Linked DNA regions of Homo sapiens: region 2 is linked to region 1. A link is a contact called in ENCODE Hi-C data. All regions are on one chromosome and are shown on one strand. Each heading gives the region's core, a stretch centred on a gene start or an enhancer-like site at or near the end of the contact. The rest is flanking DNA. Distances are from core to core; before and after follow the strand shown. Region 1 overlaps AADACL2-AS1 (AADACL2 antisense RNA 1). Region 2 has its middle 94 kb from the start of AADACL2-AS1.

Region 1 (6,401 bases), core at 1,643-4,142:
AACACACTCAGTGGCATGATTCCTTTGTATTAGTATCTTTATCGCTATAATATAATCATTAATGTACTGACTACATTTAAACTTATATTTTATGCTGATTTGTTAACTGTAAAGCTGATAAAATTTGGCTTTACCATTAGGTCAGTATTGTAATAAAGCAAATAAAGAATTTTCAGAATGTAGCAGTCTGACAATTATAAGCAATGTAAAGCGTTAAGGAAATACCTCATTCTCTGCTTTAAAAAATATCTCCCCATCCTATATTTATTATTTATGTGTCCATATGTTGTATTTTTTCACTTTCATCTAACTTTAAATCCTAACATAATTTGTACTACTTGAAAGAATTATTGCCAGTCAAAATGCCATGTGTGGACTGTCAGATCTAGAAAAATGCTTCTAAGTCATTCACTCTAGATCCCTCATCATCACAACAAGGACATCAGCCTCAGAGTGGTTAGAGGGGATACGGCTGGGAAGGCTGACTCTGGGAAAAATGAAGAATATCTTGTGCACAATGGAAATGGGAGGACTCACCCTAGGGGAAGAGAGAGTGGCAGAGAACCCTCCCTGACAGCTGTGTGTATACACTGTTTCCTGATGTTAAAGGAGAAAATCACTCTTACCCATCCCCAGGCTAGGACCTAACAATGTCTATTCTAAAAAACATGAAAAAAAAAAAAAAAAAAAGAAGGAAAGAAAAACAATAGCAAGCTTGAGAGAGAGAATACAGCAGTTTGACCTTCCACCATGCACCCTTCTTGGGGAAAGGGATATAACAAGCCTTGTCCCTGCCAAAGGACCTCCAAACACAGAAACTTCTACCCAAAGACCATTTACTTTAAACAAAAGTCTGTGTTTGTTCACTGTGACGGCAGTAAAATGCAACAGCTGCATCAATTTGTTTTGCCACTGAAAAAGCCTGTCATCCTCAAACTTGAAGCATACTTTTTGAGTGAAAATGGCCCTTCCCTTTATTCTACTATTTCCCCCCTTTTCACTCAACATTTTTTGAAGACGTGTACGTTTATCTATCAGGAACTGGTGAAATACTAATTTATAGCAGAGATTAGAATACAGGGAAAATAAAACAAAACTGTTTCCAATAGCACTAGATTCTGGAATGTAAAATACCAAGCATTATGAGAGGAGGAAGAGAAGCAGTGATTAGAAAAGCACTTCACAGACTAATATCCAGAATCTACAAGGAACTTAAACAAATTTACAAGAAATAAACAACCCCTCAAAAAGTGGGTGAAGGATATGAACAGGGACTTCTCAAAAGAAGACATTTATGCAGCCAACAAATATGAAAAAAAATCTCATCGTCACTGATCATTAGAGAAATGCAAATCAAAACCACAATGAGATACCATCTCATGCCAGTTAGAATGGCAATCATTAAAAGTCAGAAAACAACAGATGCTGGAGAGGATGTGGAGAAATAGGAACGCTTTTACACTGTTGGTGGGAGTGTAAATTAGTTCAACCATTGTGGGAGACAGTGTGGTGATTCCTTAAGGATCTAGAACCAGAAATACCATTTGATCCAGCAATGCCATTATTGGGTATATACCCAAAGGAATATAAATCATGCTGCTATAAAGACACATGCACACGTATGTTTATTATGGCACTACTCAAAATAGCAAAGACTTGGAACCAGCCCAAATGTGCATCAATTTTAGACTGAATAAAGAAAATGTGGCACATATATACCATGGAATACTACACAGCCATAAAAAAGGATGAGTTCATGTCCTTTGCAGGGACATGGATGAAGCTGGAAACCATCATTCTCAGCAAACTAACACAGGAACAGAAAACCAAACACCACATGTTCTCATAAGTGGGAGTTGAACAATGAGAACACATGGACACAGGGAGGGGAACATCACACACTGGGGCCTGTTGTGGGGTGGGGGGCAAGGGGAGGGATAGCATTAGGTTAATACCTAATGTAGATGACAGGTTGATGTGTGCAGCAGACCGCCATGGAACATGTATACCTATGTAACAAACCTGCATGTTCTGCACATGTACCCCAGAACTTAAAGTATAATTTTAAAAAAGCCCTTCAGAAAGCAATATCTGATATTTCTCTTCTAATTTCTCTTCCATAGTTTTAACTCAGACATTAATATTTCATTATCTGTCTCACATCCTACCTTCTTTTCAATAATCAATTAAAAAAAACACATATTGATCACCTGCTATGTTCAAGGCAACATGTGAAATAAAAGGATAAATAGGCAGGCTAAAACCTGACCTCAAAAAACTTACAACCTTTTTATACTCAAAACTTTTAACAATTCTCAACAAGGTCTCATACCACATGAAACATCTCCTTTTTCTTTCCATAATTCCTGGCTGACAGTCTCCCCTTTTTATTGATTTGCTAAATCAAATAAAATGTAATATGACATCTTGAAAATTCATGTCATTATCTAAGCCTTGATTTTCTCATATATGAAGCAAATTTGTTTTAAAACCCTATAAAACAGCAACATTCTCTCCTCAGACCCTACTTTTTACAAAGACTTGGTTGTTAAACATTTATCAGTACACCACTCCATAAATCCTTGCATTTGTCATTATTATTGCCTATGGGAAATATATATATAAGACAAACACATCCAATGCGCGTGCACACACACACACACACACACATACTCAAAGACTACTTTTCCAACAAGTGCACATTTTAAAACTACTCTTTGGCAGAAACTGTACTAGTATTAGAGGACACGAACATGACTTAAGGAGGTACCCTGCCTTATCTGCAAGGGAGTATCTAGTTGAAAAAAAAAAAAAACAATATTGTGAAATTTTCCCCTCATCTTTGCCTCATTTTTTCCTGTGAGTCATGAAACAAATATTTCTTGAGAACGACTGGTAATTAAACAAGTATTTGCAGAAATGATTGCTGAAAAATTCTTTATTTCCTTTGGTGAGTTCACTCAAGTTCTCTCCCTGCAGTAAATTAGAAACAATAATAGTGATATTAAGCCCTATAGCATATGTTCTAAAAGTATCTAGAAGTCCTCTTTTTCTCACAGGTATGCACTCATGAGCAAGGAATAAGTAATGTCTCCTATTTGGATAGACGATTCAGGTGGATCTGTGCAATTATGGCTGTGGACATTAGAAGGAGTCATGTTAAAGGTTTGGGAATCTTTAAAGAGAACCCTGCCTCCTCTTCTCTATAGTATCTCAACGTAGCACACTCCTCAATCTTCTTAATGGCTTTCCTTTTAAGCCAAAGGAAATCATATTATTTAATCCTTCAGCTCATTAAATTCAAAGACAACCCTTTCCCTCATCCCAGGCTGCAATGAATTTTTAAATTTCTTAATGCAGACAGACTTAAACTGCCTATCTAGGCCTAAAGGGAGAAAAAGCTATATTAATTAAGTGTTGAGTATTGATTTATTTTATTCCTTGTTTCCTTCGCACATTTATAAGCTAAATATAGATTAATAAAATATCTGTCAAGTAAGAAAACATGATTCATGATTGGGATCACTAAGTTTAAAGTGATCATTCTGTTTCAGTGCCTTATTGTTGCCTTTTAGGAACTAAGTGATAAATGACTTGAAATTGTGTTGCCTATTTGAATCATGAAATTTAAGAGTATTGTTTATGTCATGACATAAATGACTGCTGCACCATCCTTGGAAGGAAAATTATGTACATTCAGATTCGCACCTGCCTTAGTTTAGTTTAAAGTTACATATTGCTGTTAGATGTAATCATAATATCAAATACAATATTATCTTAATAGTGTTTAATGTACTGAATATCATTTATATGGCTGTGTTCTTAAATGTCTGCCAGTTTAATGTGTTTCATTTCAAACTGTGAAAGTATTGTGAGGAAAAAGAAATGAAATGTAAAATGAGCTGGCCTGATAACTCTGGCCACAAATGCGTTATAAGTGCTATACAGGGCTGACTCAAACTAGAAAAGGGATGTTGCATTGTTGTGCTTACAGTTGTACCCATGTAAGAAAGAAAAATCCTTCTTTGTCCCTGTATGTCCAGGCAAAATCTTAGGGAGTAAATGATGGTGGCCTTATCCGGTGTTTCATTTTGAAAAATTGGTAGTCTTTATCTTGAAGCACTAAATTAAGCCCATGTTTAATTCCAAGTGTTTCCTGAACTAGAGAAATTCCACTATTCTATGTCATATTGCAGGCATTCTTTCATTCATAAAGGGGATAAATGCTTTGATTTTTTCTGCCCTGTCACCAGGGTGGCTCAGGCCAGTAATGTAATGACCAATGGTAAGAACATGGGTCACATACCCAGCTAACCTCTCAATGCCCTTTCCTTACAAAAATTGTATTCGGCCATATTTAGTTATAAAACAGGATGTTATCAGACCTACAATAAATCAGCAATATATTTCAAAATAGCTAATTAACCTTTATCTAAAACAATATCTACATGTCTGTGCACAGAGGCCATTACACAGTTCTCATGTACCAGAGGTCAGGCCTTATGTGGTGGAGTCCCATGGGCATAATGTTTTTCAAGTCTGGATTAGAGTTAATTATACTAAATAGAATGAACTTAATTATTAATATGATGTTTCTTTTTGGACCTGCAGACTTCCTCTGAGATTTAAAAATCTCTGAGATATAATATTACAGGCTAAAAATTGCAACTCTTGTTAATGACCAAGATAAAGATCCATCGTTACTGGTAGAATAGCCTTTTGAGTTTTTCTTAATAATAGCATTCACATAGTAATATTATCAATCAATAATTGAAATTTTGCATAAAAGTTTCAAAGATCTTTTATTCACTTGCATTTTCATGTTCTTTCTTTTTCCTTTAACAAAGTTTATCTTCCTGTACTTCACAGTTGCTATGTCTTCATGTCCTGTGAGAGGCTGTTCTCTAACTTCTTATATCTTTAAATTCCCAAGCTCACACCCTGTGATATTCTCCTTTCAAGGCCTTGAAGGCTGGGACTCCTGTTACTCTCACAAATCTGAGTTCCAAGTAAGGCAAGTGATGGAATGGCTTGCCTAAGTACGCGAACCAAAGATGTATATTGTAGACTATGTGTATTTGATTGGTAAAGTTCTTGTTGTTGTTGTTGTTGTCGTTGTTGAGATGGAGTCTCGCTCTGTCACCCAGACTGGAGTGCAATGGCGCAATCTTGGCTCACTGCAACCTCCCCCTCCCGGGTTCAAGCCATTCTACTGCCTCAGCTTTGCTAGTAGGTGGGATTACAGGCATGTGCCACCATGCCAGACTAATATATATAGTATTATTAGTAGAGATGGGGTTTAACCATGTTGGCCAGGATGGTCTCGATCTCCTGACCTTGTGATCCACCTGCCTCAGCCTCCCAAAGTGCTGGGATTACAGGTGTGAGCCACCGTGCTGGGCCCAGCAAAGTTCTTAAAAGTGAGTGTTATTTACAAAACACACTAACATTTCTCTAGTAAATTATAGCATACTACATACCACCTCCAGTAAATTGGGAAATAGGAAGATACTGCCTTTTGTGTGCATTTGATAACTAATGAAAAAATTAATGATACATTGAATTATCCTTGTTATGGCTAAGTACTATGCCAGTTGTCGTGAGGGAAAGATAGATGAGTGAAACAAGTCTCTGCCTTAAAAATTTCCTTAATAGTGTACCTGAAACTCTCAGTTTCCACCCTCAGAGGAATTGAACTGAGGGTGTAAATGTAGTTAGACTTTTAATAGAAGACTCTCACCTTTTCTCAAAGACTAATTGACATGGTAATACTAAATATGGGACTTAGAATAATGTAAAATCATTCTGTGACTCTTGGTTTCCAAGAACATTATAGTTTATATCTTTGATGTGTTTTTTTAATTAAACTTTGTATAGCATTATATTGTAAGTGTTTTCAGAAGCAAAGTGTCTGTTTAGTGATGCAGTTTCTTGGGTTTCTGGTAGGGGGATTAGACTCAGTGACATATAATTTTCTAATCTGTTGGCTGGTCACGGTGGCTCACACCTATAATCCCAGCACTTTGGGAGGCCGAGGCAGGTGGATCACTTGAAGTCAGGAGTTTGAAACCAGCCTGGTCAACATGATCAAAGCCTGTCCTTACTAAAAATACAAAAATTAGTCAGGTGGTGTATGCCTGTAGTCCCAGTTACTCAGGACACTGAGGTGGGAGGATCTCTTGAGCCTGGGAGTCAGAGGTGGCAGTGAGCCAAGATTGCACCACTGCACTCCAGCCTGGGTGACAGAATGAGACCCTGTCTAAAAAAAAAAAAAAATTCTAATCTGTGAAATAAACATGGCCCTTCATGTCAGGCCTACGCTGATATGAGGAACATACATATCTAAGTATAAAGTTCATAATTGCGATATGAACTTCTCTGCAATATCATCATCCCAAAGT
Region 2 (6,070 bases), core at 2,227-4,726, 160 kb before region 1:
ACCCTTCCCAGCCTCTGGTAACCATTCTTCTACTCTCTATGAGTTCAATTGTTTTGATTTTTAGATCCCATAAACAAGTGAGAACATGCAAAGTTTGTCTTTCTGTGCCTTGCTTATTTCACTTAACTTAATGACCCCCAGTTCCATTTATGTTGTTGCAAATGACATGTTTTTGCAAAAGATCTCGTTCTTTTACATGGTTGAATAGAGCTCCATTGTGTGTATGTACCACATTTTCTTTATCCATTCATCTGTTGATGGACAGTTAGATTGATTCTATATTTTGGCAGGCATGTCACACGGCCAGAGCAGGAGCAAGAGAGAAAATCCAGGGTAGAGAGCATAGGTGTTACACACCTTTAAACAACCAGATCTCATGTGAACTTAGAGTGAGAACTCACTTATCACCAAGGGGAAGGCTCAAGCCATTCATGAGAGATCCACCTCCGTGAGCCAAACACCTTCCACCAGGCCCCATCTCCAACACTGGGGATTACAATTTAACATGAGATTTGCTGGGGACATATATTCAAACTATATAAGGTTGTTTATTTGAAGTTTTCTTCCTTTTTATATAGGCACTTATATCTATAAACTTCCCTCTTAGTATTGCTTTTGCTGTATTCCATGGGTTTTGGTATGTTGTGTTTCCATTATCATTTGTTTCAAGAAATTGTGAAATTTCCTCCTTAATTTCTTCATTTACCTACTGGTCATTCAGGAACATACTGTTTAATTTCCATGTGTCTGTACATTTTCCAAAATTCTTCTTGTTGGTGATTTCTAGTTTTATACTGCTGTGATTAGAGCAGATGCTTAATATTATTTCATTTTTTGAATGTTTCAACACTTGTTTTCTGTCCTAACATATGATCTATAGACAAAATGATCCATGTGCTGAGGAAAAGAATGTGTATTCTGCAGCTGTTGGATGAAATGTTTTGTAAGTATCTATTTGGTAGACTTGGTCTACAGTTCAGATTAAGTTCAATGTTACTTTGTTGATTTTCTGTCTGAAATATCTGTCCAATGCTGAAAATGGGGTGTTGAAGTCTCCAGCTATTATTGTATTGAGGTCTATCTCTTTCTTTAGTTCTAATAATATTTTCTTTATATACCTGGGTGATCCAGTGTTGGATGCATATATATTTACAATCATTACATCCTCCTGCTGAAATAATCCCTTCATCATTTATAGGGACCTTCTTTGTCTCTTATAATTTTTGTTTTGAAATCAATTTTGCCTGATGTAAGTATCATAACTCCTACTCTTTTTGGTTTCCACTGACATGTAATATCTTTTTTCATCCCCTTATTTTCAGTCTTTTTGTGTCTTTATAGGTGAAATGTGTAAATGTGTTTCTTTTTCTTTTCTTTTTTTTTTTTTTTTTTTGAGACAGAGTCTCACTCTGTCACCCAGGCTGTAGTGCAGTACTGCAATCTTGGCTCACTGCAACCTCCGCCTCCCAGGTTCAAGTGATTCTTCTGCCTCAGCCTCCCAAGTAGCTGGACTACAGGTGTGCACCACCACGCCCAGCTATTTTTTTTTGTATTTTTAGTAGAGACGGAGTTTCACCATATTGGCCAGGCTGGTCTCGAACTCCTGACCTCTTGATCTGCCTGCCTTGGCCTCCCAAAGTTCTGGGATTACAGGTGTGAGTCACTGCACCCGGCCTATTGGTGAAATGTGTTTCCTATAGGCAACAACTCACTGAATCTTGTTTTTTTTGTTTTGTTTTGTTTTAAAAATCTATTTGGCCACTCTATGTCTTTTGATTGAAGAGTTTAGTCCATTTACATTCAATATTAGTATTGATAAGTAAGGACTTACTCCTACCATTTTGTTATTTGTTTTCTGGTTGTTTTATGGTCTTCCTCTCCTTTCCTTCCTGTCTTCATTTTAGTAAAGATGATTTTCTCTGGTGGTATGATTTAGTTTCTTGCATTTTAGTTTTTTGTGTATCCATTGCATTTTTTTTTTTTTTTGATTTGTGGTTATGATGAGGCTTGCAATATCTTAAAACCCATTATTTTAAGCTGATAACATCTTAATACTGTTTGCATGAACAAACAGACAAAAAAAAAAACCTAATAACAACTCTACACTTTAACTTTGTCTCCTCTCTCTTTTTTTTTTTTTAATTATACTTTAAGTTCTGCAATACATGTGCAGAACATGCAGGTTTGTTACATAGGTATACACGTGCCATGGTGGTTTGCTGAACCCATCAGCCCATCATCCACATTAGGTATTTCTCATAATGCTATCCCTCCCCTAGCCCCCGACTCCCTGACAGGCCCCGGAGTGTGATGTTCCCCTCCCTGTGTCCATGTGTTCTCATTGTTCAACTCCCACTTATGAGTGAGAACATGTGGTGTTTGTTTTTCTGTTCCTGTGTTAGTTTGCTGAGAATGATGGTTTCCAGCTTCATCCATGTCCCTGCAAAGGACATGAACTCATCCTTTCTTATGGCTGCATAGTATTCTATGGTGTGTATGTGCCACATAGACTTGGAACCAACCCAAATGCCCAAGAACCAAATGTATGTCTTTTTTTAAATATTTCAATCTTTTCATTAAATGTATTTGAAAGACTTATGAATTCTCTCTCTGTGTTATCTTGAATTTCTTTGAGTTTCCTCAAAACAGCTATTTTGAATTGTCTGTCTAAAAAGTCACATATTTCTAGTCCTCCAAGATTGGCCCCTGGTGTCTTATTTACTTCATTTGGTGAGATCATGTTTTCCTGGATGGTCTTGATGCTTATGGATGTTTGTCTGTGTCTGGGAGTTAAAAATTTGGGTTATTTATTGTAGTCTTTGCAGTCTGGGCTTGCTTGTACCCATTCTTTTTGGGAAGGATTTCCAGGTATTCAAAAGCACTTGGGTTTTTTTATCTAAGCTGTATCTACCTTAGGTGGCACCCCAAGCCCCATCATGCTCTGGTTCTTGCAGACTTGTAGAGTTACTACTTTGGTGGTCTTGGATAAAATCTGGACAAATTCTCTGGATTACCAGGCAGAGACTCTTGTTCTTTTCTTACTTTCTCCCAAACAGAGTCTCTCTATTCCTCTGTTCTGAGCCACCTAGATCTGGGAGTGGTGTGACACAAGCATTCCTGTGGCCACCAGCTCTGGGACTGCACTTGGTCAGACCTGAAGGCAGCACATCACTGGGTCTCACCCAAGGCCTGATGTGACAACAACCTGGCCACTGCCTGTTTTCTCAAGTTCCTGGGGCTTTACAGTCAGCAGGTGGCAAAGCCAGCCAGGCTTGCGTCCTTCCCTTCAAGGCAGCAAGTTTCCCTAGGGTGGAGTCAGAGGTGCCGTCCAGGAGCCAGAAACTGAAGTCAAAATCCTTAGAAGTCTACCTGATTCTATTGTACTGCAGCAGAGCTGGCACTCAAACCATGAGTCACAGTCCTTCCCACGCTTTCCTCCCTTTTCCCCTGGCAGAGAGGCCTCACCCCATGGTTACCACCCCCACAGACCCAACAGAATACTGCCAGGCTACTGCAGATGTTCCATTAAGGCCTAGGGGCTTTTTAGTCAGCGTATGGTGAATGCTGCCTGGCCCAGAACTCAACATTCAGAGCAGTGGGATCCCCTCTGGCCTAGGATAGGTCCAGAAAAGCCAAGGGCTGGAATTGAGGATCCCAGGAGCCCACTTGGTGCTTTACACCCCTGTGGCTGAACTGGTACCTAAGGTGCAAGACAAAGTCCTCTTTACTTTTTCTTCTGCTTTTCTCACGCAAAAAAGTTTCATGTGAAGCCAGCAAGTCTCAGATTCTCTCTCAGGGCCCACAGTGTCCTACCTGGATACCACTGCTGGTTATTCAGGGCACAAGGGCTCTTTAGTAAGCAAGTAATGGATCCTGACAGGACTGGGCTTTTTCACTTGAAGGCAGCAGGTTTCCTTTTGGCACAGGGTATGTCTAGAAATGTCATCTGGGAGCTAGGGCCTGGAAAGGGGGCCTCACAACTCTGGCTGGTGCTGTATCCTACTGTGGCCGAGCTGGTAAGTGAGATACAAGACAAAGTCTTCTTTACTCTTCCGTCTCCTGTCTTCAAGCAGAAGGAAGGAGTCTCTTTTTAAGCCATGAGCTGTGCAGCCTGGAGTTTGGGCAGAGGTATAGCAAGCACTCCCTTAGCCACCCTGCCTGGTGTTTCACTTGTTCTGAGCTCAGTTCAGCCCTAGGACTTACCTAGGAGTTGCAGTCCTTATGGCATAGAGTGTTTTCAGTTTGTTTAGGGCCCTGGAATGCTTTAGCCTATGGCGATGAGGCTTGCCAGAACTGAGTTCCAACCGCTGGGATGAGTGATTCCCTTTTGGCTAGAGTAAGTTTAAATACTCCCTCTGTGGGCAGGCCTCAGCTGAGTTCAGCCCAGTTTTGCTTTCTGCTATGACAGGGCAATACTGAGCTCACTGCAATATCTCACAACTACTGCATTCACCCTTTCCCAAGTGCACAGATTCTCTCTGTGCCATGCAACCACTGCTGGGGGATGAGGGAGGAGTGGTGGTGGCAATTCAAGACTCTTTTCTACCTGATTCCAGTGCCTCTTTCAGTGATATGAAGTTAAAATCAGGTACTGTGAGTGCTCACCCAATTTTTGGTTCTTATGAAGGTGTTTTTCTGACTAGACGGTTGTTAAATTGGTGTCTTTGCAGGCGGGATGATTGGCGGAATCTTCTATTTGACCGTCTTGCTCTACTCCTCAAAAAGTTATTTGTTTTAATAAAGTGGGATACAGAATACATGCTTTTGAAATCTTTAATGGAATACATCAAGAAAATAGCACGTAAAATATTTCATAATGCTAACTAACCTTGTAACGCTATGTGTGTCTTCTGCTCAATTGGATAGTAAGTAAGCTCTTTTGGGAAAAACACTGAGCTAAATTAATTTTTAATTTCTTTTGAACTTCAGAATTATGTACAAGAATATATCCTCAATATTTTGGAATAATCTCGTATAAATTTTCCAAATAGGCTGACTTTGGAAAGTATGTCCTATAAGAGACAAAGAAAACAACTCTAGAATCTATCCCCTCAATATGAGTGACAGCCAACCAAGCAAAATAAGTCTAAGTAGAGGATATCAGGATTTCAGCTATAACCATGATTAGAGAAGGTGATGTGCATACAAAGTTATATTGACATGGTGAAATAACTATTTGAGATTAAATAGGTAAGTTCAAATCATTTTTTTTATTGTGGCTTATTTATAGTTCCCCTGTAATTTCTACTTTACTCTTTACAGTTTTGAGGTAGAACTTCTCAGCCTATGTGCCCTCTCTCTGGCATAAACAGAGAGATCTACTTACTGGCATAAAATTTAGACCCCAAAGTGTATTACTCAAATATGCTGAAACTTTATTTCTCCCAAATAACATTAATGAGTAGGCTGAAAATTTGACAAGGGAGGTCTGCTCCACCTAGTCGCTTAGAGATCCAAGCTGCCAATGTTCTGTCAACTTTAAAATATGCCTTCCAAGGTCATGCTTTGTTTGAGTTTTATCCATTCTGGTCAGGCCTAAAAGGGTTGAAAATAAATGAGTGTTATAGGGTCTAGGGCTGGAATTGGCACATACCATTTTTATTCACATTCTATGATGGAAACTTAATAACTTTGCTATACCTAACTGTAAAATAGCTGGGACACTTAGTCCAACAGTACTCTTAAAAGAGAATGTAGATTTTGGTGAGCTGCTAGCAGCCTTTTCTGTGTTCCTTCCCATTTTATTAGTGATGTGTCACCCTCTCTTCACCCTCATTGACTTATCAGTGGTGAATATCTGACATATCACAAGCTTCTAACATATCACAAGCAGGAGAGAGAGTGAGGGTGGGATGAGAATGAAGCAAAACAATGCGAAAAAGGACACGAGGCAGAGACTGAATTTCTGTTGACTTTGCAGTTGCTGATCCTAATCTCTTTCAAAATAATGACCAGTTAGTCTGGCTGATTCATGGGATAATATCCTTTTGATTAAGACCAATTTTTAATTAAGCTTACTTAAGTTCATTTTGTTGCTTTAAAGCATACCTTTTAACACAATTATATCAGT

The links. A loop is a pair of places that touch in the nucleus more often than their neighbours do. Pooled maps may share reads with other maps.
Region 2: a map of endothelial cell of umbilical vein shows a loop between it and region 1 (9-fold over the local background). The contact joins two enhancer-like sites. A Hi-C loop is called at or near these places in 2 of 168 maps with a recorded cell type or tissue (Calu3 and endothelial cell of umbilical vein), 1 of 37 single-sample maps with no recorded cell type and 1 of 50 pooled maps.

What each region holds. Positions count from the first base shown.
Region 1 is chr3:151,861,367-151,867,767 of GRCh38, reverse strand. All of the region lies in intron 1 of AADACL2-AS1 (AADACL2 antisense RNA 1), which reads left to right. Among named protein-coding and RNA genes, the nearest start is that of SUCNR1, 9.1 kb to the left of the region's middle. Within about 2 kb of position 2,892, at least 2 of the 41 ENCODE cell types and tissues checked have a DNase peak (open chromatin) inside an H3K27ac peak, as active enhancers do.
Region 2 is chr3:152,019,462-152,025,531 of GRCh38, reverse strand. No RefSeq gene overlaps it. Among named protein-coding and RNA genes, the nearest start is that of AADACL2-AS1, 94 kb to the right of the region's middle. RefSeq lists an enhancer at 3,330-3,439. Within about 2 kb of position 3,476, at least 7 of the 41 ENCODE cell types and tissues checked have a DNase peak (open chromatin) inside an H3K27ac peak, as active enhancers do.